Linked DNA regions of Homo sapiens: regions 2 and 3 are each linked to region 1. A link is a loop called in an ENCODE intact Hi-C map of the cell type or tissue named here. Cell type or tissue: OCI-LY7. All regions are shown on one strand. Each heading gives the region's core, and the rest is flanking DNA. Links, peaks and the distances in the headings are about the cores only.

The links. A loop is a pair of places that touch in the nucleus more often than their neighbours do. Peaks named below come from ENCODE experiments on the same cell type or tissue, not always from the same donor. Only the 100,000 strongest peaks of a DNase experiment are listed, where the experiment ranks them.
Region 2: a loop joins it to region 1, with 5 times the contacts of the local background. A loop is called at or near these places in 8 of 110 quality-filtered maps.
Region 3: it touches region 1 in a loop (10-fold over the local background); 17 of 110 quality-filtered maps call a loop at or near these places.

What each region holds. Positions count from the first base shown.
Region 1 is chr3:32,512,216-32,520,706 of GRCh38, forward strand. No RefSeq gene overlaps it. Among named protein-coding and RNA genes, the nearest start is that of MIR548AY, 10 kb to the left of the region's middle. In OCI-LY7, for the core only: a CTCF peak has its summit at 3,986; a DNase peak (open chromatin) is centred at 4,346; H3K4me3 peaks cover 637 bases; H3K27ac peaks cover 1,100 bases.
Region 2 is chr3:33,070,250-33,077,202 of GRCh38, forward strand. GLB1 (galactosidase beta 1) reads right to left here. Exons shown (of 16, transcript NM_000404.4): 2 at 2,295-2,464. It also overlaps the pseudogene SUMO2P10. Among named protein-coding and RNA genes, the nearest start is that of GLB1, 23 kb to the right of the region's middle. In OCI-LY7, for the core only: CTCF peaks have their summits at 4,399 (motif pointing left) and 4,602; a DNase peak (open chromatin) is centred at 4,392.
Region 3 is chr3:32,774,593-32,781,545 of GRCh38, forward strand. No RefSeq gene overlaps it. Among named protein-coding and RNA genes, the nearest start is that of TRIM71, 40 kb to the right of the region's middle. RefSeq lists enhancers at 5,262-5,982, 5,983-6,704, 6,689-6,768, 6,705-6,953. In OCI-LY7, for the core only: a CTCF peak has its summit at 4,076; no DNase peak of the experiment used is centred there; H3K4me3 peaks cover 686 bases.

The DNA.
Region 1 (8,491 bases), core at 1,541-6,540:
GTTCTGTAAAGTAGACTATTTTCAAAAGACTACTAAGAAGTCATTTGCCTTTTTCACTGAGGACATTTGTTTGCACTGCTAGTGGAGTAAAACTGCCAGCACCGTAGCACAAAACAAGGCAGTGGTGCCAAACTCTATTTGTAGTCATTGTATTCTTCACCACTACATGGGAAAAAATAAAGCCAGTTTCACTTAAAAAATTCCCTTGATGAACAAGTAAATGATTAATTTTGTTACATTGCAGTCATTTAGTACCAGTCCTTTTACAATTGTATGTGATAAGATAGGAAGTACACCTATAGCATTTCTGCTGCATGCTGAGTGACAATGGCAGCTCTAGGAGAAGAACTGGTGCTATTGAGTTATAAGTAAGCAAAACTAGCCACTTTTTTCACCATCTTACTTGAAAGAACAGGTTTCCAGATTTAGGTATTTGGCAGACATTTTCTCAAAAATGAACAAAATAAGCCTGTCAATACAAGGAATACAACTGACAGCATTTGTTGCCATTCATAACATTTGAACTTTCCAATAAAATTAGCATTTTGGAACACTTGTATGTAACCAGTGAGCTTGATAGCTTCCCAACACTTAGACTTTTCTAGTGAGATTAGTAGTAATATTAACAAATGGGCCTTTTTTTTTTTTTTTTTTTTTTTTTTTGAGACAGAGTCTCCCTATGTTGCCCAGGCTGGTCTCAAACTCCTAGGCTCAAGTGGTCCTCGCATCTCAGCCTCCTGAGTAGCTGGGACTACAGGTGTGCACCACCATGTCAGGCTACAGTGTGATTTTTTTGAAGAAATGTCAATATTTGGAAGATCCTTTTTTGTGTGATTTTTTTAATGAAATATCAATACTTGGAAGATCCTTGAAACTCAGTAAACTGATATTTTCTAAAAGATCAATAAATTGATGTTACAAACTCACATAGGGGTAACAATCTATTCAAAGTGTAGGATAGGACCAGGTGCGGTGGCTGACGCCTGTAATCCCAGCACTTTGTGAGGCCAAGGCAGGTGGATCACTTCAGTCCAGGAGTTAAAGACCAGCCTGGGCAACATTGTGAAACCCCATCTCTACAAAAAAATACAAAAAAAAATTAGCTGGGTGTGATGATGTGCCCTGGAAGTCCCAGCAACTCTGGAGGCTGAGGTGGGAGGATCGCTTGAGCCTAGGAGGTGGAGGTTGCAGTGAGCTGAGATGGAGCCACTGCACTCCAGCCTGGGTGACAGAGCTGTCTCAAAAAAAATTAAAATTAAAATTTAAAAAAATTTTTTTAAAAGAGTAGGATAGACCAATGGATTCCACACTACATTTAATCCTTAAAAAACTAACACTTGTCAAGTTTTAGCCTCAAAAAAGAAAATTCACAATTATTTGGAAAAGCTATTAAAATATTCCTATCTTTTCCACCTACATATCTGTGAAGCTGGATTTTCTTTATAGAATTCAACCAAAACAACGTAACACATAAAATTGAATGCAGCAAATATGAGAATGCAGCTGTTCTTCTATCACGCAAGACATTAAAGAGATTTACAAAAATATAAAACAATGACATTATTTTCAATACTTTTTTGTTTGTTTGGGGAAAGTTATATTCCATTAAAAATGTTATTTATGTTAACCCATAAAAATTATTTGTTATTTATAAATGAACTAATATTTAAAATGTTTAAGTTTTATTCCAATATGGTAAATATAAATGAATATTACAAACATTTTCAAAAGCTCTTTGGGGTCCTTAACAAGTAGGAGTGCAAAGAAGTCCTGTGACCAAAAAATTTGAGAATTACTGTATTTAAGTTTTAAAAAATATTCCTAACCCAAGATAAGATGGAAAAGAGTTGTTACCAACTAATTCTAAAAAGACTGTGGTGATATAGTGTGACCAAATGTGTATATGTGTTTATAATTCTCTCCCTCTCTGTCTCTCTCTCTCTCTCGTGCTCTGTGTGTGTGTATCCCTAATTTCTCAAAGTATTTTGTGTGTGTGTATCTGCAATTTCTCAAAGTATGACTATTGCCATCTACTCTCTATCTTCAGCTGATTGAGAAATACGTTAAAAATTTTTTTAAGTCTAGCCAAGTAAAATAGAGATATCTTTTAAAATATCCTTGAATTCCAAGCACCTCTTCACATTAATAACCACATATTTTTAATTATATGTATGGATTACAATTTGGTAAATTAGTAAAACCAAAAGTTGCTGGTGTTCGTTCCTGCCATGTCCCTGTTACTTAAGAGAATACAGTGTCAGCTATTCCTGACATTTCCTGGTATAAGATGCCCAAGAAATTACTAGGCAATGAACATAAACACTTTTTCATTTTTCTTTTAAACATTGTTCCTATTTGACACAAGAATTGTCCAAATGTTTTAAATAATTCCTCATATAAGCCAATTTTGCTACCTGCTGCCTTAAACTATAATAGATGAAGTTTCTTAACATAATAGTCATGATTTTCCTCAACCAAACCACACCCCTATAATCAGTTTAGAATTATACTTCGGGATGTTTCCAAATAAGGTATTCATATGTCTTAGCCATTTACTAGGCCACGTGGCTCAAGAAAGAAGAGGTGAGAATTCTAGCAAATTATCCTATACTATACATAGCTTGAATTTCTCCCTAGGGTTTATTAAAGTTTAACCTATTATAATGAAATATTCACTCATTTTTCCTATAATTTTATAAAATGATAATGATCACAGGATAAGTCTTATACATTCAGCAGGAATTGGCTGGCATCATTTTCTACAATCTTATTTCAGCATGGGGAACATCTATTTAGTAAAAACATTAGTAACTGTTACATGAAGGAAGAACTCCCATATTCTGGGATTCTGCCAGTTTAGACAGCTAGTAATTTCTGTCTAAATGAAAGCCCCCAAGTGAGAAAACTATAGTGGATATTACCATTTGGTTCATTATTCAGTTCCATGAGGGGATTTATAAAGTGACATTTGATCATTCTACAGAAACAAATTTGACAGGTACTACAGCAATCTTACATGAACTCTTTACAAAGAACACAAACAGAATTGTTTTATGAAGTCAACATAATATTGATAAAAAACACTGACAAAAACATTAGGGGAAATGAAAATTACAGGTTAGGCTTTCTCAGGAGCATAATGCAAAATTCTAAAAAAAGTTAGCAAATCAAAATCAGGAATACAATACAACTAATATATTAAGATCAGCATAGGGGTTTTTCCAGGAATACAAAGGTGGCGTAATTTTTTTTTTTTTTTTTTTTGAGGCGGAGTCTCACTCTGTTGCCCAGGCTGGAGTGCAGTGGCACCATCTCAGCTCACTGCAACCTCCACCTCCCAGGTTCACGTGATTCCCCTGCCTCAGCCTTCTGAGTAGCTGGGACTACAGGCATCCGCCACCATGCCCGGCTAATTTTTGTATTTATAGTAGAGATGGGGTTTCACCGTGTTGGCCAGGATGGTCTCGATCTCCTGACCTCGTGATCTGCCTGTCTCGATCTCCCAAAGTGCTGGGATTACAGGCGTGAGCCACTGCGCCTGGCTGGCTTAATATTTTAAAAGGTAATGTAGGCCGGGAGCGGTGGCTCACGCCTGTAATCCCAGCACTTTGGGAGGCCGAGGCAGGCGGATCACGAGGTCAGAAGATCGAGACCATCCTGGCTAACACGGTAAAACCCGGTCTTTACTAAAAATACAAAAAATTAGCCGGGCATGGGGGGGGGTGCCTGTGGTCCCAGCTGCCGGGAGGCTGAGGCAGGAGAATGGTGTGAACCCGGGAGGCGGAGCTTGCAGTGAGCCGAGATAGCAACACTGCCCTCCAGTCTGGGGGACAGAGGGAGACTCCATCTCAAAAAAAAAAAAAAAAAAAAAAAAAGGTAAGGTACTCATACCATTAATAGAAAAAAAGAAAATAATCTCTATAGATGAAGACAGCATTTGATAAAATTAAACACCCATTCATGATAAAACTCATAGCATAAACTGACTAGAAAAAAAGCACTTCCAGGTGGGGCGCAGTGGCTCACGCCTGTAATCCCAGCACTTTGGGAAGCTGAAGTGGGCGGATCACCTGAGGTCGGGAGTTGGAGACCAGCCTGACCAACATGGAAAAACCTCATCTCTACTAAAAATACAAAATTGGCCCGGTGTGGTGGCACATGCCTGTAGTCCCAGCTACTCGGGAGGCCGAGGCAGGAGAATTGCTTGAACCCGGAAGGCGGAGGTTGCAGTGAGCCGAGATTGCGCCACTGCACTCCAGCCTGGGCAACAAGAGTGAAACTCCGTCTCAGACAAATAACAACAGAAAAAGAGCACTTCCTTTTTTTTTTTTTTTTTTTTTTTTTTTTTTGCCAGGACCTGTTCTCATCTGAGAGTACTTCCTTTTTTGATAGAGTCTCTACAGAAAGCACGCAGCAAATATACTTAATGGTGAAATATTGAAAGTTTTTACTCTGGGATGGGGAACAATTAAAGATGTTTCCTCTCACCAGTTCTATAATAATCTGTATTGAAGTATAGGTGTAATAAACAAGAAGACATTACAAAGGAAGAGATAAAAGTCATTATTTGCAGATTACATAACTACAGGTAGAAAAATCCAAAATAAATTACAGGCGAACCATTACATTAATAAATGAAGAGGTGGCCCGGTGTGGTGGCTCACGCCTGTAATCCCAGCACTTTGTTTGTTTGTTTGTTTTTGGAGACGGAGTCTCACTCTGTTGCCCAGGCTGGAGTGCAGTGCCGTGATCTCTCAGCTCACTGCAACTTCCTCCTCCTGGGTTCAAGCGATTCTCCTGCCTCAGCTTCCTGAGTAGCTAATCCCAGCACTTTGGGAGGCTGAGGCGAGTGGATCACTTGAGGTCAGGAGTTCAAGACCAGCCGGACCAACATGGCAAAACCCGGTCTCTACTAAAAATACAAAAATTAGCCACGCATGATGGCGGACACCTGTAATCCCAGCTACTCGAGAGGTTGAGGTGGGAGAATCACTTGAACCAGGGAAGTGGAGGTTGCAGTGAGCTGAGATTGCACCATTGCACTCCAGCCTGGGCGACACAGGGAGACTCCATCTCAAAAAAATAAAAATAAAATAAAATAAATGGAGGTAAAGTTGCTGGATGAAATCAACATGAAAACTGTATTTATATATATGAGCAACAAAGTAAAATGAAATCTTAGGCCGTGTGTGGTGGCTCACGCCTGTAATCCCAGCACTTTGGGAGGCCGAGGAGTGTGGATCACCTGAGGTCAGTAGTTCGAGACCAGCCTGGCCAACCTGGTGAAACCCGTCTCTACTAAAAATACAAAAATTAGCCAGGCGTGGTGGCAGGCACCTGTAATCCCAGCTACTCGGGTGGCTGAGGCAGGAGAATTGCTTGAACCCAGGAGGCAGAGGTTGCAGTGAGCCGAGATTGCATCATTGCACTCCAGGCTGGGTGACAAGAGAGCCAAACTCCGTCTCAAAAAAAAAAAAAAAAAGAAATCTTAGAAGGATCTTATTTTATAATACCATCAAAACCAAATACTCTCCCAAAAAGCAACGAAAAGGAGACACAAGAGTACACACTGAAAACTACAAACATTGCTAAGAGAAACTGAAAAAAAACCTATATATAATAAATGGAAGACTATTCTGTGCATAGTTTGGCGATGTTGTAAAGATAACAGTTATCAGCAGGGCGCAGTGGCTCACGCCTGTAATCCCAGCACTTTGGGAGGCTGAGGTGGGCAGATCACGAGGTCAGGAGTTTGAGACCAGCCTGGCCAACATGGTGAAACCCCGTCTCTACTAAAAATACAAAAATTAGCTGGGCGTGGTGGCGGGCACCTGTAATCCCAGCTACTAGGGTGGCTGAGACAGGAGAATTGCTTGAATCCAGGAGGTGGAGGTTGCAATGAGCCGAGATCGCACCATTGTACTCCGGCCTGGGCGACAGGGCGAGACTCTGTCTCAAAAAAAAAAAAAAACAAAAACGAAGTAACATTTATCCCCAAATTGTTATCCTCAATGCAATCCCAATAAAAATGCCAGAATTTCTGTGGCAATTGACTAATTGGTTCAAAAGCCCAGAAATAGATGTTTGCATAAATAAACAGTCAAATTGTGACCAAGATAGCACTGCAGAATGGTAAAGAAAGGATGGTTTTTTTGGTTTTTTTTTTTCTAACAGTGGCATTGGATTAAATGAACATTTGCATTTTAAGAATGAATGTTGTCCCCTATTTCACACTATGCATAGAAATCAATTCCAAGTGGATTGTAGAAATGTGAAACAATAAAGCTCATAGAAAAATGAAATCATAGAATATCTTTATGACTTTGGGGCTAGCAAAGGCCTTTTTTTTTTTTTGAGACAGGATCTTGCTCTGTTGTCCTGGCTGCACTGCAGTGGCGTGAACATGGCTCACTGCAACCTCTACTTCCTGGGCTCAAGTGATCCTCCTTGTAGCCTCCAGAGTAGCTGGGACTACAGGCTCATGCCACCATGCCCAGTTAATTTTTAAATTTTTGGTAGAGATGAGGTCTCACTGTATTGCCCAGGCTGGTCTCAAACTCCTTGGCTCAAGTTGGCTCAAGTGATCTTCCCACCTTGGCCTCCCAAAGTGCTGGGACTATGGTGTAAGCCACCATGCCCAGCTGGCAAAGACTTCTTAAAAACAGGTTATGAAAGCAATAACCATAAAGAAAAGCTGATAAATTGAGCTATATTGAAATCAGTAGCTTGTATTCATCAAAAGACACCAATAAGAGTGAAAAGGGAAACCACAGAGTAGAAAAAGATATTTGCAATACATACCTGACTGGAAGCAGTATTCTGAATATGTAAAGAATGAGACAAGGCTGGGTGTGGTGGCTCACGCCTGTAATTCCAACCCTTTGGGAGGCTGAAGTGGGCAGATCACCTGAGGTCAGGAGTTCGAGACCAGCATGGCCAACATGGCGAAACCTCATTTCTACTAATAATACAAAAATTAGCCAGGTGTGGTGGTGCATGCCTGGAATCCCAGCTACTCAGGAGGTTGAGGCACAAAAATCGCTTGAATCTGGGAAGTGGAGGTTGTAGTAAGCCGAGATCACACCACTGCACTCCAGCCTGGGCAACAGAGTGAGACTCTGTAAAAAAGAAAGAAAGAAAGAAAAAGAGAGAGAGAGAGGGAGGGAGGGAGGGAGGAAGGAAGGAAGGAAGGAAGGAAGGAAGGAAGGAAGGAAGGAAGGAAGGAAGGAAGGACGGAAAAAGAATGAGACGATAAGAAAAAGTCAGGCCAGGCACAGTGGCTCACACCTGTAATCCCAGCACTTTGGGAGGCCGAGGCAGGTGGATCATCTGAGGTCAGGAGTTCAAGACCAGCCTGACCAACATGGAGAAACCCCATCTCTACTAAAAATACAAAATAGCCTGGCATGGTGGTTCATGCCTGTAATCCCAGCTACTTGGGAGGCTGAAGCAGGAGAATCGCTTGAACCCAGGAGGCAGAGGTTGTGGTGAGCCGAAATCACGCCATTGCACTCCAGCCTGGGCAACAAGAGCGAAACTCCGTCTTAAAAAAATAAATAAATAAGAAAAAGTCATACAGTCGCCCCCTCCGCCTCCAAAAAGGACAAGACTCTTAAACAAGTACTTTACAAAAGAGGATATCCAAAGGCCAGTACACATGAAATATGCTTAACTTCATTAGTTATCAAGGAAACACAATTTAAACCACAAGATCCTACCATACATCTGCAGAATGTCTAAAACTGCAGACAGTCAATAGTTTGTGTAGACAAGGATGTGGAGCAACTGCAACTCTCATGTTGCTGGTAAGTCATGGAAATTCTTTTTTAAAAAATTATATATAATTCACATAAAATTCACTTTTTTTTTTTTTTGAGATGGAGTCTCACTCTGTTGCCCAAGCTGGAGTGCAGTGGCATGATCTCAGCTCACTGCAACCTCCGCCTCCCGGGTTCAAGCGATTCTCCTGCTTCAGCCTCCCGAGTAGCTGGGACTACAGGTGCGTGCCACCACACCCAGCTAATTTTTTGTATTTTTAGTAGAGACGGGGTTTCACTGTGTTAGCCAGGATGGTCTCGATCTCCTGACCTCGTGATCCACCCGCCTCAGCCTCCCAAAGTGCTGGGATTACAGGCGTGAGCCACAGCGCCTGGCCCAAAATTCACCCTTTTGAAGTGTACAAGTCAGTAGTTTTTAGTATATTCACAAGATTGTGCGACTACCACCACTATGTAATTCTAGAGTACTTTCCTTACCCCCCAAATAAACCCCACTAGCAGCCACTCCTCATTTCCTCCTTCCTCTACCTTCTAGCAACCCACTAATCTACTTTCTGTCTCAGCAGATTTGCTGTTCTAGATATTTCACATAAATGAAATCACACAATATGGCTTTTTGTGACTAGCTTCTTTGACTTAACATGTTTTCAGGGTTCATTCATGTTGTAGCATACATCAACACTCCATTTCTTTTCATGGCTGAATAATATTTT
Region 2 (6,953 bases), core at 1,748-6,747, 560 kb after region 1:
TTTAGCTTTTTGTAATTATATTTTGCATAAATAATTGAATTGAGGTGCTCTGTGGAAGGGGAAAGAGCTCAAAAATCCAGTATCCTACATAAATTTCTAAACTGTCTATAGAGAAAGATATGGTGTAGAACCATAAACCACAGGACACATAGACCTTCCCGCTTGGCAGCCTCTTGGGAGGGGCCTTGTTATGAATTTTTACAGCAGCTCCCCAAGCTAGTCAGACTTCATGGGGACACTTCTTAAAATCAACAACAACAACAGAAAACTCCAGAGTTATATCAGCACTAATTCCTATTACATAAAAATTATAGCTGGGCACAGTAGCTCTCTTCTGTAATCCCTGCACTCTGGGAGGCCAAAGCAGTAGGATCGCTTGAGTCCAGGAGTTGAAGACCACCATGGGAAACATAGTGAGACCTCATCTCTAAAAACAAAGCAAAACAAAAAAATTAGCTGGTGTGGTAGCAGTGCCTGTAATCCCAACTACTCAGGAGGCTGAGGTGGGAGGATCACCTGAGCCCACTTTAAGGTTTCAGTGAACTATGATTGAGCCACTACATTCCAGCCAGGTGACAGAGCAAGACCCCAGCTCTAAAAAATTGTTTTAATAAATAAAAATAAAAATTATATATGTCCATGTGAGGCTTAGGAAAAATAAGAATATTTTGCTGAAAAGTAGTAAGAGACATATTTATTTTTTGAAGAAATAATTTTTAGTACGTGTAGGAAAAACTCCAAGCCCTAGATCCTCTGACAAAAGATTTTGTCAGGAATCATGTGGCAGGAGGTAAAATGACAAAACCTTCTACCAGCTCCTCTGTCTACCTACAGACAGCATGGGATACAAAGTTAAATATGGAGCCATCCATTACCATCACAAAGCTCTCTTTGAAGACCCTGGGTTGTGTCATTTTGCGTGTGTGTGATCCCATGATTTCAGGGTTCCCTGGAACAGTCTTGGTCTTCCAGAACTCACTGTCGGAATTATAAACAGGTGAACTTGGGTTCACTCTGCCAGTGGCCTTAGAACCAGAATAATGAGCGCATTCTCCCTAAGTATCTATCTTCGGAATCTGCCTCTGGGTTTTCTCACTCTTCATCTTTGAGAAGTTATCAGCAATCCACATCAGCACTGCAAGAGCCAGAGCAGCCAGCCACACCAACTTTCTTGCCTGTTAGTTAGTTACTTTGCAATAGCAAAAGAGATGCAGAGAGATAGCTATTGGGATAATTCTACACCCTGAAGTTATACAATTACCGCAGCAGAACCACAAAGCCAAACTGGGTTTCAGAAATCTACCTAAGCACAAGGCTTATTCTGTTATTGGGGCTCAGAAAACAATACCCCAAAGTATGGCACCTTGGCATGCTAAGTACTTTGAACTAAAGGAGATCGGAAGGCCTTAGAAGCAAATCTTCTTTCTCTGGCCTTCTCCTGCTCTTCTGTTGCCCACCCCTCCTTCTCCCCTGAAGCAAGTCAAACCAGAATTCATCTTCCCCCAGTGTGGGTCATAGAAATTAGAACCCCTCTCTCCCAAAGCAAGCCAGAAAACCTAGAAAGGTCACCTCTCCCTTCTCCCTTCTAGACCCTCATTGCAGAGGGGTCCTGCTCCATACCCAGAAGGAAGGAATGCCACCCAGAAAGGCCAAGAAGAATCTGTTGAGGCAGGCCTTGAGGGTTTCCCACTTCAGTCCACCACCATTAGGTCAGAACCTTTCATGGAATCTAAGTGTAAAAAGTTTTCCTTGGGTCTTCTTTTCTGAAGACTCTCATGTCAGATAAAACTTACATATCTGTTATGCTTTTCTCCTGTTAACCTAGCTTTTTGTATGACTACAGCCATACCTGTGCTACAGCTGCCTGCATGCCTTCCCTTCCCTTCAAATACTAGCTGAACCTCTGACCAAAGATATGGCCTTGGGCAAATTTCAGTTTCACCAGCTATAAACAGGAACAATAATACCTATCTCGAGGAAATGGAATCATTAGTATAAAGTGCCCTGTATCTGGTAAGTGCTCAATCATTGTTACTTCTGTTTGCTTCCCCCATCCTTTTCCTTTTTAAGCTATTTATTTAATGATTTCTGATGATTAAAATTGAAGATTGGAAGAAGTAGTTAATTATTTGAAAAAGGGCCAGTCCGGCTCATGACAAGCCCCTCCCAGAACATCACACTGGACCATTTCCCATTTCTGAGCAATAAAATAGCCACCCTGAGAAATACAGTTGTATCTTCTCTCCAGAGTGGGTGTTCAGGCCTAGGTGAGAGCCACATGCCCTCCTACTTACGTCTGGATGGCGTTCAGCCCAGCCATCTTCATCTTCAGCAGCCGGTCCTTCCAGTAGAAGCGGGGCACACGGGAGTAGTGAATGCTTCCTGAGATGTAGCGAAATGGCTGGCCATCCTTGAGGAAGGAGTCCCGGCTATAGTCAATTTCAAACATCCTCTGGGTGGCATTCTACAGAGCAAGGATGGGGTCACATGAGAACTTCCACCTTCTGCATTTCAGAAGCCGATCCTTTGAGAGTAGCAAGTGACTCTCTGCCTATTGAATTTGTATAATGTGCTGATGGACTTAATGCTTGTTTTCTGAGCTATCATACAAACCATTGCTAAGCCAGGTCCACCAGGGGTACTCAGGTAAGAGAAATCATCTAAGAGGATCCACATGCAGGATTCCATAAGGCTTAGCTTCTAGAGGCCAGCACTGAGCTGACAATCAGTGGCTGAGATGATATTCCACTGTGCTGTTCATGGGGCTGGGGAACATCACACACACACACGCATGCACGCACACACGCCATTGTTGCTGTGACCTGCCTGAGCACTGGATGCACCTCAACAACAATGTCACTGGGATAACCAAGACCCATTAACAAAATTCTAAGTGTAAAATACAGGGCAAAAAGCAATGGATTAAAACTCCAGAGCCTGACGCCCCATCCTAGATATTGCTCTGAATCCCATAGTGACCTGGATAAGTCCCATCTCTAACCCTACCTCTCTTCATCCATAACTATCCAGGGTATTAGACTAAAAGAACTTTAAGGCATTTAAGGCAATATTTGTAAAATTGTGGGCCATGACCTGATTTGTGAATAATAAACTCATTTTTGGTGGCAATAAGCATCTTTTAAAAATGAAAGAATTGTCCAGGCATGATGGCTCACACCTGTAATCCCAGAACTTTGGGAGGCCAAGGCAGGTGGATCACCTGAGGTCAGGAGTTCAAGACCAGCCTGGCCAACATGGTGAAACCCCATCTCTACCAAAAATACAAAAATTAGCCGGGCATGGTGGTGCACGTCTATAATCCCAGCTACTTGGGAGGCTGAGACACGAGAATCGCTTGAACCCGGGAAGCGGAGGTTGCAGTGAGCTGAGATCACACCACTGCACTCCAGCCTGGGCGACAGAGCGAGACTCTGTCTCAAAAAAATAATAAAATAAATAAAAATAAAAATCAAAGAATAGCAGGCACCGTTGCTTATGCCTATAATGCTAGCACTTTGAGAGGCCAAGGTTGGAGGATCACTTGAGCTAAGGAGTTCAAGACCAGCCTAGGCAATTCAGCGAGGCCTCGTCTCTACAAAAAAACAAACAAACAAACAAACAAAAATTAAGCAGGCTTGGTGGCACACGCCTATGCTCCCAGCTACTTGGGAGGCTGAGGTGGGAGGACTGCTTGAGCCCAGAAGGTTGAGAGTGCAGTGAACCGTGTTCATGCCACTGCACTGCAGCCTGGGTGACAGAGCAAGACATTGTCTCAAAAAAAAAAAAAAAAGGCAAGAAAGAAAATAGAGGCTGGGTGCGGTGGCTCACGCCTGTAATCCCTGCACTTTGGGAGGCTGAGGCAGGTGGATCACGAGGTCAGGAGATCGAAAGCATCCTGGCCAACATGGTGAAACCCCGTCTCTACCAAAAATTAAAAAAAAAAATAGCTACTCGGGAGATTGGGGCAGGAGCATCCCTGGAACCGGAGAGGTGGAGGTTGCGGTGAGCCGAGATCATGCCACTGTACTCCAGCCAGGTGACAGAGCGAGACTCCGTCAAAAGAAAGAACGAGAAAGAAGGAAGGAAGGAAGGAAGGAAGGAAGGAAGGAAGGAAGGAAGGAAGGAAGGAAGGAAGGAAGGAAGAAAGAAAGAAAGAAAGAATATTACACATAGTAAAGTATTACTTTATAAAACTTTTGTTATATATACATATGTGGAGTTGTATATGTACGCATGTATATTTGGTTGCAATGTAAGATTTATTTCTACCAAGCACGATTTTAAGAAACACTGTTTTGGGGTCACTTCAGGAGCTAAAATGTTAGGATTTTGAAAGGCAAGACCTCAACGGGTGGTGGGGGTGGGGGTTCGACTGTTAAGCCGAGTGGAACACTGCCCTCTGGTGGATAAGGCAGCAACAGGCCACAGGAGCCAAGAGAACCAGGGTTTTAAGAAGCCAACTAACTAGTGCTTTCCATTATGGGTCAGATTCCTTGTGCATCTTTAGGCTTTCAAAGGTCACAATACTAGCTCTAGTCACAGTAGCATCATAGTCCATGGTGGCTTTGGGGGTTGCCCTTGAAGCTGTATTTGGAAGCAACTGTGGCAGCATGAGTCCTAGATCACACATGCCTGAAATCCAACTGGCGAGCGGAAGTTAAACAACTCAGAGAAGAATTCATAGGGGCAAATGGAGAGCTTCACTGTAAGTGAATTACATCTCAATAAAGCTAAATAAACACAAACAACTAAGAATCATTTTTAAAAGGGCAAGTGTCAATTTAACATCACTTTATTCTTCTAGTAAATAAGGTTTTAATTTCTGTTCAAAGGAAAAGTCCCCTAAACTCACAAAAATAGAAAAATTATTTCTTACACCAGGTGTCTCAATGGATGCTCTTGAAAACATTCTCATAGTATATACATGGCTAAGTGTCAAATAAGTGTTCCTCACAAGTTTCCTAAGTTCAAAGGTGGCCCATGAGGTGGGAACATTCATTAGACAGGTAGAAAGGAGGCCAAGCAACTACTGGCAGAATTCGGAAAAGGGTAGAGCTGTTTGAAATCCACCTGTCTAAGTGAAAAAGTTCAGAGGAGCAGGAGATAAGGCTGGGAAAAAATGATGGTGGGAGACAATGGAATCTGGCCTTTGTCCCATACATGGTGGGACACTGTCTCTACCCTCCAATGACCTCAGTCTAGTCTAAATATCTCCCTACCATCCATTTACAAATATAGTATTACCAAGCACCTCTTACGTGCTGAGTAATCACAGACAAGAACCACACAGATGTGGCCACAACCCATATGGAGCTTCCATCTAGCCTAGAAGAAACCCAAGGGTTAACACAGTGAGGTCGAGGCGGTAAAGTAAGGGTTAGAGCAGAATGCTGCAGCAGAAATAAATGGCAGGGAACCCAGGCATGGCAGGGTTGAGGGGAGGGGCAAGGGCAAGTTTCTCAAAGGAAGAAACACCCCAAACTGTGTTTCTCAATCTTGGCTGCACAGCAAAATCATCTACGCAAGCTTTTAAAAATAGCAAAGTTCTTTGGGAGGCCAAGGCAGGTGGATCACGAGGTCGGGAGATCGAGACCATCCTAGCTAACACAGTGAAATCCCATCTCTACTAAAAATACAAAAAAAAAATTAGCCGGGCGTGGTGGTAGGTGCCTGTAGTCCCAGCTACACAGGAGGCTGAGGCAGGAGAATGGCGTGAACCTGGGAGGCGGAGCTTGCAGTGAGCCGAGATTGTGCCACTGCACTCCAGCCTGGGCGACAGTGCGAGACTCTGTCTCAAAAAAAAAAAAAAAAAGCAAAGTTGACCTCACCCCCAGACATTCATGTTTTAATTGGTCTTGGGAGGAACCCAGACATTGGAATTTCTTAAAGCTGCCTAGATGATGTAATGTGCAGCCAAGGTTGAGAACCACTGGCCTGAGCCAAGGCCTAGGATAAAGCGAAGTTAGCCATGGGGGAAGGTGACACAGATGGAGAAAACTGCGTGTGAGGCCTGGGGGAGGGAGGGCAGGACTACAGGCCAGGAGCCACAGAGCCTCAATATAGTTGAAACATGGCAGCTGCTGAGGCAGAGGAGGAGGCCAGGGCCAGATCGAATGAGCCCTGAAGTCCAGATTCAAGGGCCCGGATTTTATGCTGAGAGCCATGGAGAGCAACTGAAATGAAAGAATGATAGGACCAGATATGTGTTTTCAAATGTTTGGCTTTTTCCTGAATGGGCAAAAAAGGCAGAAGAGATGTGGCTATGGCCCACGGTGGTGACAATGAGGTGGGCAGGAGGCAGAAGGAGGACATTCCAGGATGGTGGCCAGTTAGATGTGAGGCACAGGCGCGAACCTGAAGAGGCTCCCACTGTTCTTGGGGAGAAATCTGAGTGTCAAAATGAGAGACAGAGAGAGCGAGCATGTGAGAGACTTAAGAGATATATCAATTTAAAAAATATGACTACGTGTATATTAACACCTATCAGTTCATCGTAATTTACAGGGAGAAAAAATTCATTGGTCACTTTTGGAGACTGCTAGAGTACCAACTCATTACTATGAAAAGTGATAAATACAGAGAAAGAGTCAAGCAGTTTACTTCCCCTTCACATAAAAACTGTATTTCAGGGTTATCAAAACATTGACAATGGAAAATTCTCCACTGGATCCCAGTTAATTAAATACAGAAGGGCCCGGACACAATGGCTCATGCCTGTAATCCCAGCAATTTGGGAGGCCAAGGCAGGAGAATTGCTAGAGCCCAGGAGTTCAAGACCAGTCTGGGGAACATGGCGAGACCCTGTCTCTATAAAAAAAAAAATTAAAATTAGTGTCTCCCTCACCCACTGCTGCCGCCTCCTTCTTCTCCCACTCCTGTTGCTGCTTGCGTGCTCATTCGGTGCAGTCTTGGTACCTCTTTTGTGAAGCGGCAGCTGAGACTTAGGCGCTTGC
Region 3 (6,953 bases), core at 1,748-6,747, 260 kb after region 1:
TTGCCAATAGGATGTATATACACTAACATTAAGTAGGGGGAAAAAACAATACAAGTGGGTGCAGTGGCTCACATCTGTAATCCCAATGTTTTGGGAGACCAAGGCGGGAGGATCACTTGAGGAGTTCAAGACCAGCCTGAGCAACATAGCAAGACTCTGTCTCTGAAACATTTTTAAAAGCTGGACATGGTGGCCCATGCCAGTAGTCCTAACTATTCTGGAGGCTGAGGTGGGAGGATTGTTTGAGCCTAGGAATTCAAGACTGCAGTGAGCTATGATGGCACCACTGCACTCCAGCCTAAGTGACAGAGTGAGACCCTGTCTCAAACAAACAAAAGACAATGTGGATTTGCTCTAGTAAATTGGGTGTCCCCCTAGTTAAGATGGTGTTTGGTAGATTCATCAAAGCTTGCCATTTAGGAATATCCCTTAACGTCACAATGCTTCACTTCCCTAGTTTGGAGACACATTAGCTGAATCTACATGTTACCTCAGTTTCAGAACTAGAGAGACAAGTGTGTGGATAAGTACTGATTTATCTGAAACTTTATCTGAATTATTCTTTTTTTTTTTCCTTTGAGACGGAGTCTTGCTCTGTCTCCCAGGCTGGAGTGCAGTGGCACAATCTCGGCTCACTGCAACCTCTGCCTCCTGAGTTCAAGTGATTCTCCTGCCTCACCCTCCTGAGTAGCTGGGATTTCAGGTGCCCGCCACCACGCCTGGCTAATTGTTGTATTTTTAGTGGAGATGGGGTTTCACCATGTTGGTCAGGCTGGTCTGGAACTCCTGACCTTGTGATCCACCCGCCTCAGCCTCCCAAAGTGCTAGGATTACAGGTGTGAGCCACTGCACCTGGCCGTTTTTTTTTTTTTGAGACGGAGTTTTGCTCTTGTTGCCCAGGCTGAAGTACAATGGCACGATCTCGGCTCATCGCAACCTCCGCCTCCCAGATTCAAGTGATTCTCCTGCCTCAGCCTCCAGAGTAGCTGGGATTACAGGCATGCGCCACCATGTCTGGCTAATTTTGTATTTTTAGTAGAGATGGGGGTTTCTCCACGTTAGTCAGGCTGGTCTCGAACTCCGGACCTCAGGTGATCCGCCCGCCTCAGCCTCCCAACATGCTGGGATTACAGGCGTGAGCCATCGAGCCCAGCCTATCTGAATTATTCTGTTGCTGACAGGAAGCGGAACTCAGGTAATGATATATACTAGAACTGAATATTTGTGACTGAGATAGGCATTGCCAACAGACTCAAAGAAGGGGAGAATATCCTCCTCTTTTTAAACATGGATGGATGGATGTAGGGGCTCCATTGATCGAGTGCCACATTGTAGTTGTTTTGTACACAGAGTAGATTTTTACAGGTGGACACAGAAAGCAGAGATAGCCTAGCTTCCTTGGACCTCTTGAAGCCCCTTCTAAGTAGGACCATAGGACCCGTAATCTGCACTGCTGTTGGTTTAAGTCTGCCGTCTCTGCTTTCCCATACTCCAGACCGACAGCAGTACTGTGAGACCCACTCAAATGAGCAGAATTGCTTTGCCTGGGAATTTTCTGGAGAGTGAGTCCACAGACTTCATAAATCGCTAGGAACTCACATAGTCATGGTAGTATGAAGGGGAAAAGCCCTATAATTGTACTTCAAAAAAACACATCTTTAGAGAAATCAAGAAATTAGAACTTTCTCTGCATGCTGGTTTGTTTATGGGAAAGCAGGCAATACCTAGTAAGGGTAGGGCAGGTCCTATATTAAATAAGACTATATTTGGCTGCAAGTAGCAAAAAATAGGTCTGTGACTTAAAGATTATTTTTCTCTCACTTGAGAAGGGGATATGAAGGCAGCTGCTGGCCTGGGTTCTAGTGTCCCGTGATGCCATCCAGGACTCAGCTCTGTTTTTCCATGCCACTGTCCTCAGCATTTGGGCATTTGTTTCCATAGTCACAAGATATTCCAGTATCACATCAACATTGAAGGCAAGAAAAACAGGGCAAAAACTAGCTAATCTTGATGGGAGACTATCTGGAACAAAACTTTCTTAGAAACCTCAGCAGCCTTGAGCTTAACATCTCTTTTGTCACATCATGTCATGGAGCCATCCTAAGCTGCAGGGAAGCCTGGCAAAGATGTCATAACCATGCCTGCTGCAGTTGCTGGCATAGCCCTGCACATCCTAAGGGAGGCCAATTCAGTGTTTTTCAGATTAATGTTCCAGCAGCTCAGCTTTTCCTTCCACTGCCTACTGTCAGCAGAGCCCAGCAAATTAAATATAAGTTCTTCACCTCTGTGTCTGGACTCATACTGGTTCCCATAGCCAGGAAGGCTTCTTCCCACCTATTTTTCCTGCCCCATTTTGTTAAAGCCACCTCTGCTAACTGAGGTAACTCTGTCAGAGGGGTTTGAACCAGAGCAACTCCATCTTAAATGGGAGCTGGGTAAAATAAGGCTGAAAGCTACTGGGCTGCATTCCCATGTGGTTAAGGCTTAAGGCATTCTAAGTCACAGGATGAGATAGGGCAGCACAAGATACAGGTCATAAAGACCTTGCTGATAAAACAGGTTGCAGTAAAGAAGCCAGCTAAGACCCACCAAAACCAAGATGGTGATGAGAGTGACATCCTCACTGCTACACTCCCACCAGCGCCATAACAGTTTACAAATGCCATGGCAACATTGGGAAGTTACTCTATATGGTCTAAAAAGGGGAAACATGAATAATCCACCCATTGTTTAGCACATCATCAAGAAATAACCATAAAAATGGGCAACCAGCAGCTCTCAGGGCTGTTCTGCCTGTGTAGTAGCCATTCTTTATTCCTTTACTTTCTTAATAAACTTGCTTTCACTTTACAGACTTACGCTGAAGTCTTTCTGAATTCTCTTGGAGTCTAGATCGGGACCCCTTTCTAGTAACAACCCTATCTATACAAAAAGGCTTTTGGCCATGTTTGGTGGTTTACGCCTGTCATCCCAGCACTCTGGGAGGCCAAGGCGGGTGGATCATTTGAAGTCAGGAGTTCGAGACCAACCTGGCTAATATGGCGAAATCCCCGTCTCTACTAAAATATAAAAATTAACTGGGCGTGGTGGCGGGTGCCTGTAATCCCAGCTACTCGGGAGGCTGAGGCAGGAGAAGCACTTGAACCTGGTAGATGGAGGTTCCAGTGAGCCAGGATCGTGCCACTACACTCCAGCCTGGGTGACAGGGCAAGACTCTTGTCTAAAAAAAAAAAAAAAAAAGGATTTAAATGTCACTTACTAAAGTTTTTCCTGGTTGTTCCCAGTTTCTTCCCCCTTTGTATCTTCCCTGGTAAATACAGTTTCTTCTATGGTATATGGTTTTCTGGAATTTAGCAGATATGAGAACCATAGGCATCAGTCTCAAAATATGGCAACTTATTTGCTGGGGTTTACGTTTTTAGGTTTTTGGGTTTTGTTGTTGTTGTTGTTCTATGGTCTTGCTTTGTTGCCCAGGCAAATGTTGCAGTGGCTCTATCAAGGCTCAGTGCAACCTGGACCTCCTGGGCTCAAGTGGTCCTCCCACCTCAGTCTCCCGAGTAGCTGGGACTACAGGCAAGAGCCACCATGCCCAGTTTTGTATTTTTTGTAGAAGCGGGTTTTCGCTATGTTGCCCAGGCTGATCTCAAACTCCTGAGCTCAAGCTATCCACCTGCCTCAGCCCCCCAAAGTGCTGGGATTACAGGCATCAGCCACCGTGCCTGGCCTTTGCTGGGGTTTTGAATTCTGAGAGCCATTAGGTCTATTGAAGCTCTACCACTCATTCAGCTGCATCATCTACAATACGGGACAAAATCGACCTCATGAATTTCTTCATGGACCCAGGAGGATGTTGTTGCAAGTGTCTCCCAAACCACATGGCATGAACCCTCAGAACAGCTGTAGTAGTCTTCCCTTGTGCCCTCCGGCCCTTAACAGCCTCCTGCAGAGCTCTGTTAAAGCCATGCCCTTGACTGGAACACAGGCCAGCAACCTTGCATGGCCTTGCCCAATGCACTGCCATCTGCCTGCATGTGGAAACTATGCACCCTCCGCCTCCTCTTTCATATCAGAGTGTCACCTCTCATAGTCCCTTTCTGACTAGTTTTCTGACAGCTCTGCCCTTACTCAATCTAAGTGACTTTGAGCAAATGACTTCATCTCTCTTGAGGTTTTTTGACCAGTTTGTAAAATGCTTTTCTTCAGGGCCTAGTGTGAGGATTAAAATGAGATGATGCATGCAAAGTGTGCCTGGTGGACACTTAATACAGGTGAGTTCACTTATCCCTCTTGTTACCGAAAGGGCCTGCTCAGCCCAGTCTCCCTCTGTACTTCCTTCATCTCAGTGCTACCTCTGAGTCTCTCTCATTCCTCCCTGTTCTTGGAAGCCACCTGGAGAAAAGTGACTGATGACATCATGGACCCTCTAGCCCGACTGGCTTCAAATCTTGGTTCTCTCTCTGGAACAATTTTGATATGAAACAAGTTGCTTTGCTTCTTTGTGCCTGAGTTTCTTCATCTGTAAAATGGGGATACTAATTCATAGGATTAGAATGATGTTTAAGGGTGCGGCCATTGTACCATTGCTGAATGTGCCTTGAACTCCCAAATGTTTGAAAGGGAACACCATAATTTTCACTGTATCATGTAAAAGTGATATCAAAGCAAAGATTATATAACAGCACTGAGGCTGGACAGTGGGGAATGGAGGGGGACTCCTTGAGATAAATTACCACCTCCTTCACTTTTTTTCTGAGACGGAGTCTCACTATGTTGTCCAGGCTGGCCTCAGACTCCTGGGTTCAAATGATCTTCCCACCTCAGTTTCCCTAGTAGCTGGGACTACAAGTGCAAACCACTGCACCCAGTCCTCCTTCACTTTTGATTTGCTCAACACCTAGTGGCATCCTGTGTTCTCATCCTATTCTTTCCTGCCTTGCCCAGGACCTCATCTTGTGATGACAAGAGGTACCCGGTCTCCTTGCCTCAGATTCCTTCTCCCACCCTTTCTTCCTCACCACAGCCTGTAACTTCCTATAGCACAGCTCTGGCTCCTGCCTAGGGGTTGCTTCAGGGATACCTGAAGGTCTCTTTCTGCCCTTCCTACTTAGCCTTTTTCTTTTTTTAAAGCAGAGACAATGTCTCACTATGTTGCCCAGGCTGGTCTCAAACTCGTGGCCTCAAGTGATCCTCCCACCTCCCAAAGTGCTGGAATTACAGGCATGAGCCACCACACCCAGTTTAGCTACTATTAATCCCTCCCTTATGCCCCATTTGTTCCACCACTGGATTCTCTGCCATCCCCTAAAAGGAGTCACCATTTCCTACCCTCAGAGCTTTGCTTCAGTCTCTTCTGCTGCCTAAAATTTTCTCCCTTCCAGTTTTAATGTGTCAACATCCTGGGCATCCCACACTGCCTCTCCATAGCCCTATCCTCCTCCAAGGGATTTCCTCTTATGCCCCCACTCTTCATTTCACACATGCTTACTGAGGGCATGCTCTGGTCCCAGAAGCTTTTTTGTTTCAGCCCCATAGTAACTAGGCAAATCTGCAAGCGCATGTCTTTCATGACGTGTTCTTTGTTGACCATTTTCTTTCCCCTACTGGATTGTAAGTACCTTTGAAGACAGGCTGTGCATTATACAGTGTGTGGATTGTTCTAGGTGAACAATAAAGCCTGCTAAACAGAATTTTTGGTGACATGTCCTTTCTAGGCCTGGCAACGACACCCAGGGCCTACTTCTTTCAAGGTGGTGAAGGCCTATTAACATAAGCCCAAGATTCACAGGGCCTCAGCATCCTTGACCTCTGCGCCTTTATGGAGTGAGAGTTAAATAGTAGCCCGGGACGGGTGGGTTAGTTACTGGTCAAAGTCAATCCTCCAAGTCAACTTGGCCTGGACTAAAGTAACCAAACCCATGCAGAAAACTTGCAATTTAAAAATTCATCTTCCCTTTCTTCCTAGAAAGGACTGGGCAGAAATGCAGGCTCCAGGGTGGGAGTGGGGCTGCGACGGGAGGAGGCAGCGAAGTTCATTAGCCCCCTCATTTGGGGCAATAGGAATCCGTGTGGTGACAAACAATTGTCCTGGAGGATTTAGGGGGATTTGGCCAAGTGTCCCTGTGGGCCCCCAGCCTCCTCCTAATCCCGTCCACATTTCAGACTACTTAGGATCGCATTAAATGTCAAAGCCGGCGTTTAGGGAAATATCTACATTTCGTATGCATCGCTCGGATGAAAAGAAAAGCTGAAACGAACCTCGGAGCTTTTGGCGCGAGAGGCGCTCTGTGTGGTCCCGAGTGTGAATGGGAAGAGGGGGGCGGCGCCCCGGGGGCCTCCCCGCCCAGGAATGCAGGCCTTTCACATGTAGAAAATGCTAATGCTTTGTTCCTGCCTCGGCCTCCCGGAGGCGCAGAGGCGCCCGGCCGGATTGTCCCGGCGCATTTGCATGTGAGCGGCCCCAGATCCCCGTCCCCACCCTCGGCCCTCCCCCACCCCAGCACGGCTGGCCGGGGACTTCTGTCCTCGGGCCGGGGCCGCCTTCAAACGTCCTCTGCCGTCATTTATTTCATCCCGGTTAAAGCCACAAATAGCTACTTTCTGAATGGATAGCCTTTCCCCTGGGGAGCCGGGCAGGTGAACATTTTTTACTCCATACTTGAGACACTTGACAAAGAGAGTTGTATCTGGAACAACCTCTGTTCCAGCGAGGAAGGGCACGGCGTTGGCTGAGCCATGCCCCACTACAGCGTCACATTTATGTCCTGTGGCGAACACGCTGTGTTTGGCGTGACACTAGGGGCTCCAAACTACCCATTACGTGGTTCGTCTTCAGTGGCATCCAAGCGACCGCAGGTGGCGGGGCCGAAGGGGTAAGGGTATTTCATGCACGTTTTACGGAAGAAGACACAACCCAGAGTTGAGGGGCCACCGGGGTCCCTCTCTTGAGCACAGGC